Regions from separate parts of the Mus musculus genome. Here region 1 is linked to region 2. Evidence: chromatin loops called from intact Hi-C (ENCODE). Cell type or tissue: left cerebral cortex. All regions are shown on one strand. Each heading gives the region's core, and the rest is flanking DNA. Links, peaks and the distances in the headings are about the cores only.

Region 1 (4,096 bases), core at 525-3,024, 250 kb after region 2:
GGTTGTTTAGAGAAGTACCTGTTTCCTCTGAAGCCAGAGGTGTTCCTAAGTGGAAGCAGATGTGAAGGGCACCTAGGCAACTTGTGCAGAACCAGATTTGGGATCTGCTCTCACGTGTGTTTCCTGCTCCAAGCCATTTCCCTGGAATGCACCGTGAGCATGTGGGACAGATCAACAGCAACTTCCTGCCTCGGTGGTAAGAGGGCTTTTCGTGATGTTCTCATGCTCTTGGGTTCACTTCATCTATTTTAACTGTTCAGCCTGCTGGGACGGGGTGTGGGGGGAGCTTCGCCAAGGAATGCACAGTGGAAGGGGAGCTGAGAGGAGGTGATTTTGTAGTATGTTGCTCTGGCTTTACTTTTAAGCTGGGTTTCCCCTTGCTCAGCAAAAGGGGACACAAGCTGAGAAGCTACAGGTACTGGCTTTTGGCATACTCTGTTCATATCTGAACTAGGGAACCCCAATTTAGACTAGGAAGTAGAATAGAGTGATCCTAAAATTTGGCTAAAACTGTAGTTTTAAACTTCTGCATTTTTCCTAACTAGTGAGCTTTTTTTTTTTAAGTATAGTTTTTCTCCTCCTTACCTGCTAACATCAAAAAGAATCAAAAAGTATAGGAACCATATATCTGTGCTTATTATTAATAAGAAACTATACTCCAAATTATCTATCTTCTTTCAGGATGACATGTGCCTCATCTTTACTTTATCTTTTCAAAGTCATTAGTTTGTTTTGGTTTTTTTCTCCCTCCATTAAAAATATCCCAAGAGGGGGCTGGGGAACTAGCTCAGCAGTTAAGAGCACTTTGTCCCTCTTGCTGCAGAACCAGTTCAATTCCCAGCACCTATATAGCAACTAGGAACTGTCTGCAACTCTCATTCTAAAGCATCTGATGCCCTCTTCTGGACTCCTAGGGTAGTACACACAAGGGGTGCACATATCACACATACACAGAGAGAGAGAGAGAGAGAGAGAGAGAGAGAGAGAGAGAGAGAGTTAGTTTCAGGTGTGGTGGTACATGCCTTTAATACTAGCATCACGAAGAAATATCTAGCCCCAAACATCAACAACAGCAGTGCTGAGAAACCCTGGTCTATAAATACAAATGGTCCTGTATATACAAAGTCATTCTGGATGTACAAGATCGGACAGTGGTGGCGCATGCCTTTAATCCCAGCACTGGGGAGGCAGAGGCAGGCAGATTTCTGAGTTCAAGGCCAGCCTGGTCTACAGAGTGAGTTCCAGGACAGCCAAGGCTATACAGAGAAACCCTGTCTCAAAAAACAAAACAAAACAAAACAAAGCAAAACAAAGGAAAACAAAAAACAAAAAACAAAACAAAAAACAAAAACAAAAAATATCACTAATAAATAATAGAGTCCTGCACCAGTGGTCATATAAATAGTACAGTAAAGGTACTATATACACCTGAGCGCAAAGTCTAAAGAGTCAGGATTTGTAGCTGCTCCCTTTATTTCAAGTTTGCCTAGCAACAGAGATGCCTAGTTAGGTGCTAAAGAATGTTGCTGCCATCTAGAGGAAGAGAGGAAAATTTCCTCCAAATGCCACACTACTTATTCCAAGACCATAAGCGGCAGGATCTCTGCCACATGTTTTTCTTTCATAACACTAAAGAGAGAAAAGAAAAAAATCACTTATCTCCAGTCTGAGTGTATAGTATGAGACTGAAAGCCTGTGTTTCTGATAAGGACACCAAGTGTTTGATTTTATTCTCATGCTTAACTGCAGTACAGAGTGGCCCCAGAATTCTCTTGTAAGACCTTTCTTTCAACACATCATTTTCTCCAGAGCATAGCCAGATAGCAATAAGTTGCAGGCCGCTTATAAATCACAGTGATCCATTCACTTTTACCAAACTATGAAATGTTAAAAGGTATATTAGCTCAAATAAAATGAATACAAAGAAGAACCAAGTTGTGGCTGGAGAGATGGTTCGGCAGTTTAAAAAAACATTGATTTTGCAAAAACATTGATTTTGCAGGACCTGTTTCAGTTCCCAGCGTACACGGGGTGGTTCCCAACCTTCTCTACCTATAGTTTCAGGCAATCTGAACTTCTAACTTCCTTGGACACCGGGCATGCATGTGGAACACAGACATAGATATGGGCAAAAACTCCTACACACTAGATGTGTGTGTGTGTGTGTGTGTGTGTGTGTGTGTGTGTGTGTGTGTGTGTGTGTGTGAAAGAGAGAGAGAGAGAGAAAGAGAGAGGGGGGATTATAAAATCGATAATAAGTAAATAGATGATAGACAAACAGACAGACAATAGACAGTAATAAGTAAATAGATGATAGATGATAGACAGACAGACAGATGTATAAACTAAAGAAACCAGGAAGAAAAACACAACCATGTCTTGAAAGACATAAGTTTTTTCTCTAAACAAACATAATGTGACCCCACACACACACACACACATGCACACAGGTAGACAGACACAAATACACTGACACACACATATATATGAACACACAAAGACACAAGATACACATTCACAGAGACAAGTACACATACACAAAGATACACACACAGCCTACAAATATAACTGTAGAAACAACTTCTCTAAGAACTTGAAATGTGTGAAAAGGTTTGTTCATTTTTGCTTGCTTGTTTGTTTGTTTGTTTTCTGTTTCCTCTCATTTCTGGAGAAGCTGTTGGACAAAATAAATGGTTCTTCCTCCTCACTCTCTCTATGGGGTATCCTTACTGCATCCCACCACTAACATCCTTCCTCCTTGAGGTTTCGGTAGAGCATCCCCATCACCTTCCACCTCTGACATTCCACTGTGACACAATATCCCATCCCGGTCTTTCTTCATTCAAGAAGGAAAGCCTTGAAGGAAACTTCAATCAGGACAAAAGAGAGCCTCGTAAATAAGACATGGTTCCAGAGCAGAAAGAATAATCTGATGGCCAGCAACACCCCTTTTACGGCTCATGGGCTACAGCCAGACTGATGGGAAAATGTTGCCTGAATAAACAAGAGATGAAGCAATAGATGTAGCACAGAGGTTCTCAACCTGTGGGTCACGACCCTTTGGGGGTTGTATATCCAATACTCTAGCTAATCTTTATCTTACAATTCATAACAGTAGAAAAATTACAGTTATAAAGTAGTAATGAAATAATCTTATGGCCTGGGGTCTCCATGTGAGGAACTGTATTAAAGCGTCACAGTGTTCCAAAGGATGAGGATCACTAATGGAAAGCAAGACACAAAATTTTCATAAGTTTGCTACATGCCAATTCCCCTAAGGACAGAAACGTGGGCGGTATTAACTATTACAAGGGAGAGCCCTTTCTTAGGAAAATGCATGACACTTTTGGGAACATACACTGTTATTAATGTTTATATTATATTAAGTATTAATGTGACAAGATGCAAAACTTGTCTTCACATTTCTCTGAGTTGTTTGAGGGGCAACTGACATAAGGCAAGAGATAGCTCTTAAAATGGCCCTAAACATGCCATAATCTGTCTCTCTAACTGTTACTGTTAAATGCAGTAAAATCAACCACAGAAATTTCTTTAAAGAAATATTATATTTCTTCCTTGAGCAGAGATGCCTATTCCTTCAAAGATCACATGTTCTGAGCACTCTCCAAATATGAAAAAAAAAATGGACTAATGATTATTTGAAATCGTAACCATTGCCTGCCCACCATCACAATATGTAGTCCTTCATAGAGAAGTCAATCTAGAACTGAGTAGAAAGCTCTGTCCTTACTGGTGAGTCATCCAGGTGTCACACGGTTCTGGAAGAGAGTTCCATCAGCAATCTTGATTACTTGTGGGCTCTACGTTCAACAACACCATCTGTTTATACAAATGAGCCCATGAGTGTAATAGTGGCACATCTGTTAAAGGGATATCCAACCACTTTCAGATTATATTTGAGGCCTGATCCATGGGACAGAACTCAGCTATAGTACTGTAGACCCAAAAGTCAATGGCCAGGACTTCATAGACCCTAGTGGGAGACTACTGCTGTTGTTGATAAGTTGCCATTAAGTGCCCATTGAATTGCCTTCCAACTTCCTCTTACATCAATTTTGTCTCCTATCAAGTCCAC
Region 2 (4,096 bases), core at 495-2,994:
AACCACCACACTGTTGCAGAATTGACTATGAAGAGTCTTTAAGCTTTGTCAACTTTTTTTGGCAGATATTCTTAAAATGTTAAGAGTTCTGTGGTCTGAATCATTGTGCCACCACAGACTTCACACTGTGAGAAACAATTCCAAGTGCACTAGCATTAAGTGGTAGCCATAGACACCAGGGATGAAGAACCAGAGATGAAGCCTTAATGAAACAATGATTAAGAGCACCGTGATAGTTGTTTATAACCCAAGCAGTTTGTTCTTCTTGTCATAGACCTACCTGACTGCAGTGGGTTAGAGAATGAATGAAAATCTCCCAGAAACAGATGTGAGAGTACAACCTTCTCCTTCACCTCAGTTCTAGATAAGGAAACTCTAAAAGAAATCGTTAGAATGGAGTGGGGATGTATACCATGAGAGAAAATTCACAAATGCATGTGTACATGAGTACACATACACCTTTACACACATACACACACCTACTATACTGCACAATCAAAGGCTTTGTAGAATGCCCCTGAGGGCAGAGTCAATGACAAAGAGGGAGCCTGCTAGTTGTACTTAAGTACTAAGAGATTATTAGCCAGATTTTGCTTAGGGAAGTTGTATCGTGGATTAAGCATCTTTCTCAATATATAGTTGGGCCACATCAAGTTTGAATGGTTCCATGTAACAAAACAGGCTCATAGTGAAGAAAATGGCCATGTGGGTGGTACCACCTGGCAGAGCATGAAAGTATACCACAATCAAAGTTGCTGATAATATAATAAAGTGAATAATCTCTCCTAAAGATATCTGCATCTGGACCCCTGAAGCTGCATTGCAATGCCATTCATGGTTTATGCAGCTTTGTTGCTGTAACTTAATGAAGAATTCTATAGTGGAAAGGTTATCTTGTATTATACAGCCAGGACCAATGTAATTCCAAGGACATTTTTCAGGACAAAAAGCAGGAGGCTCAAAGTTAGAGAAGGAAATTTAACGACAAAAGTAGATGCCAGAGTAAAAGTTCTGCTGAAAAAGGACATGAGCCAGGAAATGCAGGAAACCCCTAGCAGCTAGAAAAGGTGAGTAATGGTCTTTCCTCTCAGTGTCCCACCATGAAATACAGACTTGCCAGCACCTTGACTTCATCCCATAAGACTAATTTTAAATTTCTTACATTTGTAATTGTACCATAATACATTTATGCTGTGTTAGGTACAGTAGAACTAGGAACTAACAGCAGTAACAGGTTTATTATGTTTGATCCCCTGAAAAATCTAGAACATAAAAAAAGGTGAGTTGGAGCAGGGAGGGGACACTTATGAATACTTAAGTACTAGAGAAACCAGGGCATTGCAGTATGTTGATTGTCACCTTAGAGGCTTGCTCTTGTAACAAATAAAACAATAGTGTTGAAGTGTGTCCAGCCAGCCTTATTCATTTGCTATTTCTTCTTTCTCCTTTTCCCTTACTCCCTCTTTATTCTATGTCTTTTGAAACAGAGTCTCATGTATTCCCTAGATTGTCCTTGAACTCACTATATGGCTAAATTTAACCTTGTATTTCTGACCCTCTGGACTCCACCTCTAGTGCTGAGATTGCAGGTGTTTGCTCATACAGGATCAGCAGTTTATGTGGGCAGTGGCAATCTGCTGCAGTCAGCCACTCATGCTTGCGGGATAAGAGCCTCACTGACAGCCATTCCTCTTTAACGTCATTGCTGTTGCGAAGTGGGAGAAGGAGGACATCCCTGATGGATCACAATAAAGAAAAGGAGAAATCTCAGTGCTCACATGACCACCTCTTAGACACTATTGAACTCAGTGCCTGCTGTGACTCATCCTCTAATACTGCCCTAACTCAGGAGAATAGAAGACTACCCCACCACCACCAAGTTCATTGTGAATTCATTTCATAAAAAGGCATACTGTACTCATAAAACTAAATGCAGGAAGGTCATTTGAGATCATGAGTTTGAGACCAGCCATCAGTGTAGCAAAATGTCATCACTTTAAGGAAGAGGAAAGGAATAGTGGATGTAATTATGCCCATGGGTGCATGCACGTACATACATAGTCATGCTTATAGAATCTGCAGAGGTAGCTTACTCAGAGAGTTTCATACATCCAAATTCACATTTTATGCTTTATGCAATAATGAAACAGATGTAAAGCTACTTCAAATTTTTCTAACTAGCTTGACATTAGTAGAAGTGCTCTCAGTTCCCCTGAGATTGAGCTTAACCAAGTCCAAATAAGACTGTGCAATGGAAATGCTCAAATAAATCATCAGCACGCTGTTTCCACCTGCTACAATCTCCAAACTATTAAAAAGGCTAAGTGGAGGGATGATTGATCTGAGCACTGAATTCATTGAACAAATTACTGAAGAAAAGCTGCAAGGAAAAAATTATTTCCCAAGGAGTATCACAGCGGGTTTCAGGCTGTTAATCTTCCAAGGGTCTACTTCACATGAACACTGCTAGGTTTTATAAGATGATTAGAAAGCCAAGGCTGCAGCCCTGTTTGTCATTAATGAGTTGTATGATCATAAGTGTGTTGCTTAAAATTTGAGAGCTTAAAGGACCTGTCTGTGAAAAGAGGACAACTTTATGCTAAGAGGTAGTATTGGTATCTGTTAATAGCAAATGTTGGAAAGATCTTTTCTCTATTTTTTTATATGTTAAATTGTTTTGCTTTGTTTTATAATGGGAGCTGGAGATTGCTCAGTCACACAAGCATGAGAGCTCATGTTTGGATTCCCAGAATCCACATCAAAAGTTAGACATGGCTATGGGTATGTATAGTCCTAAGTCCAAAGGAAAGTAGAGACCTGGGCATCCCTATAGCTCATTGGTCAGAAAGCCTACATAATCCATGACCTTCACCTTCACTCTAGAAAACCAAGGTGGAAAGATAGAGGAAACACCCACAGGCCCACTCACACACACGTACCTACCCACAAACTAGCACATATTCACGTACATAAAATAATCCACGTGGACTGATAAGTCTCTCTATTGAATGTGGTCTTTAGAATGTGAAGGAAGTATCAGCTGGAAGTGAAAGAGCTCACTTTGTCAGCCCTGTTCTGATACCCCAGTGGATTCAATGTTCTCACATTTAATGAAAAATTTCTGACACAGGCTGAAGGCCCTTAAGGATATGAAGTTGTCCTAGAACAAATGCTCCTTCCTCTAAGAAGCAGGTTATTTCCTATGATCCACCATGTTTCTAACAGTTTTCAGAAATACCATAACCACTCTTATGCAGTATTTTAGGGACATATGTTTTTATTTCCCTTGAGAATATATAGAAGAATTTAGGTTTTACTTTCATTTCAAGTCCTTGAAATTATTTACATGTTGAAAGACTATTGCTATATACTATGTTAAGACCAGATAGTAGAATACTCACAAGATGGCTGAGTGGATAAAGGTCCTTGCTGCAAAGCCTGATGACCTATGTTAAATTCCCAGGCCTATTTGGTGAAAGAAGACCAACTTCCAAAATTGGCCTTTGGCCTTGACATGTGTGCAATTGTATGAGATAAATAAATGTAATTTTTTTAAAAAAGAAGAAGAACAGACTGTAATTGGCAGAGGGTGGAGCTGGGAGATCAGTTTATTAAGGCAAGAAAGGCAAGAGTGAGTACAGTGGAAATCTGCGGTGCAACTGAGGAGAGGTGATAAAATTCTGCAATTGTACTAAAGAGAAAGCTCACTACTCTTCTAGATTTGATGTGAGGTGTGAGAGTATTTGATGTCGAGCATAAGAGAAAGTGAAGAGCCACTGAATATTTCAAGACTTTAGTCCCGGTGAACTAAAATGTAGCGGTGCCATTATGAAGAAAACACTGGGGTAGGTGCCCGGGTAAGGAGGAATGCCAGGAAGTGAAACAGGTGGTATAGGATATCCAAGAAGAGACTGGTGATGCATAGTCTCTGGGGTTTGAAGAGAGCTGTGAGCTGAAAAAAGTGTTTGTAAGTCTGTATATAAATTTGTTAAGATGATGTATCAAGCCAGAATCAACTCAGATTCTTTGAAACTGAGGTCATAACCTCATCTTTAGCTTTTCAGCTTTTCATAGGCCCTGCTGATTTATTAGTTGG

The links. Hi-C counts contacts between places; a loop is a spot of excess contacts. Peaks named below come from ENCODE experiments on the same cell type or tissue, not always from the same donor. Only the 100,000 strongest peaks of a DNase experiment are listed, where the experiment ranks them.
Region 1: a loop joins it to region 2, with 2.7 times the contacts of the local background. A loop is called at or near these places in 15 of 42 quality-filtered maps.

Annotation. Positions count from the first base shown.
Region 1 is chr13:111,236,558-111,240,653 of GRCm38, forward strand. No RefSeq gene overlaps it. Among named protein-coding and RNA genes, the nearest start is that of 3110015C05Rik, 9.2 kb to the left of the region's middle. In left cerebral cortex, for the core only: CTCF peaks have their summits at 897 (motif pointing left) and 1,534 (motif pointing left); a DNase peak (open chromatin) is centred at 1,559; H3K27ac peaks cover 331 bases.
Region 2 is chr13:110,984,392-110,988,487 of GRCm38, forward strand. No RefSeq gene overlaps it. Among named protein-coding and RNA genes, the nearest start is that of 4930526H09Rik, 83 kb to the left of the region's middle. In left cerebral cortex, for the core only: no CTCF peak of the experiment used is centred there; a DNase peak (open chromatin) is centred at 1,655.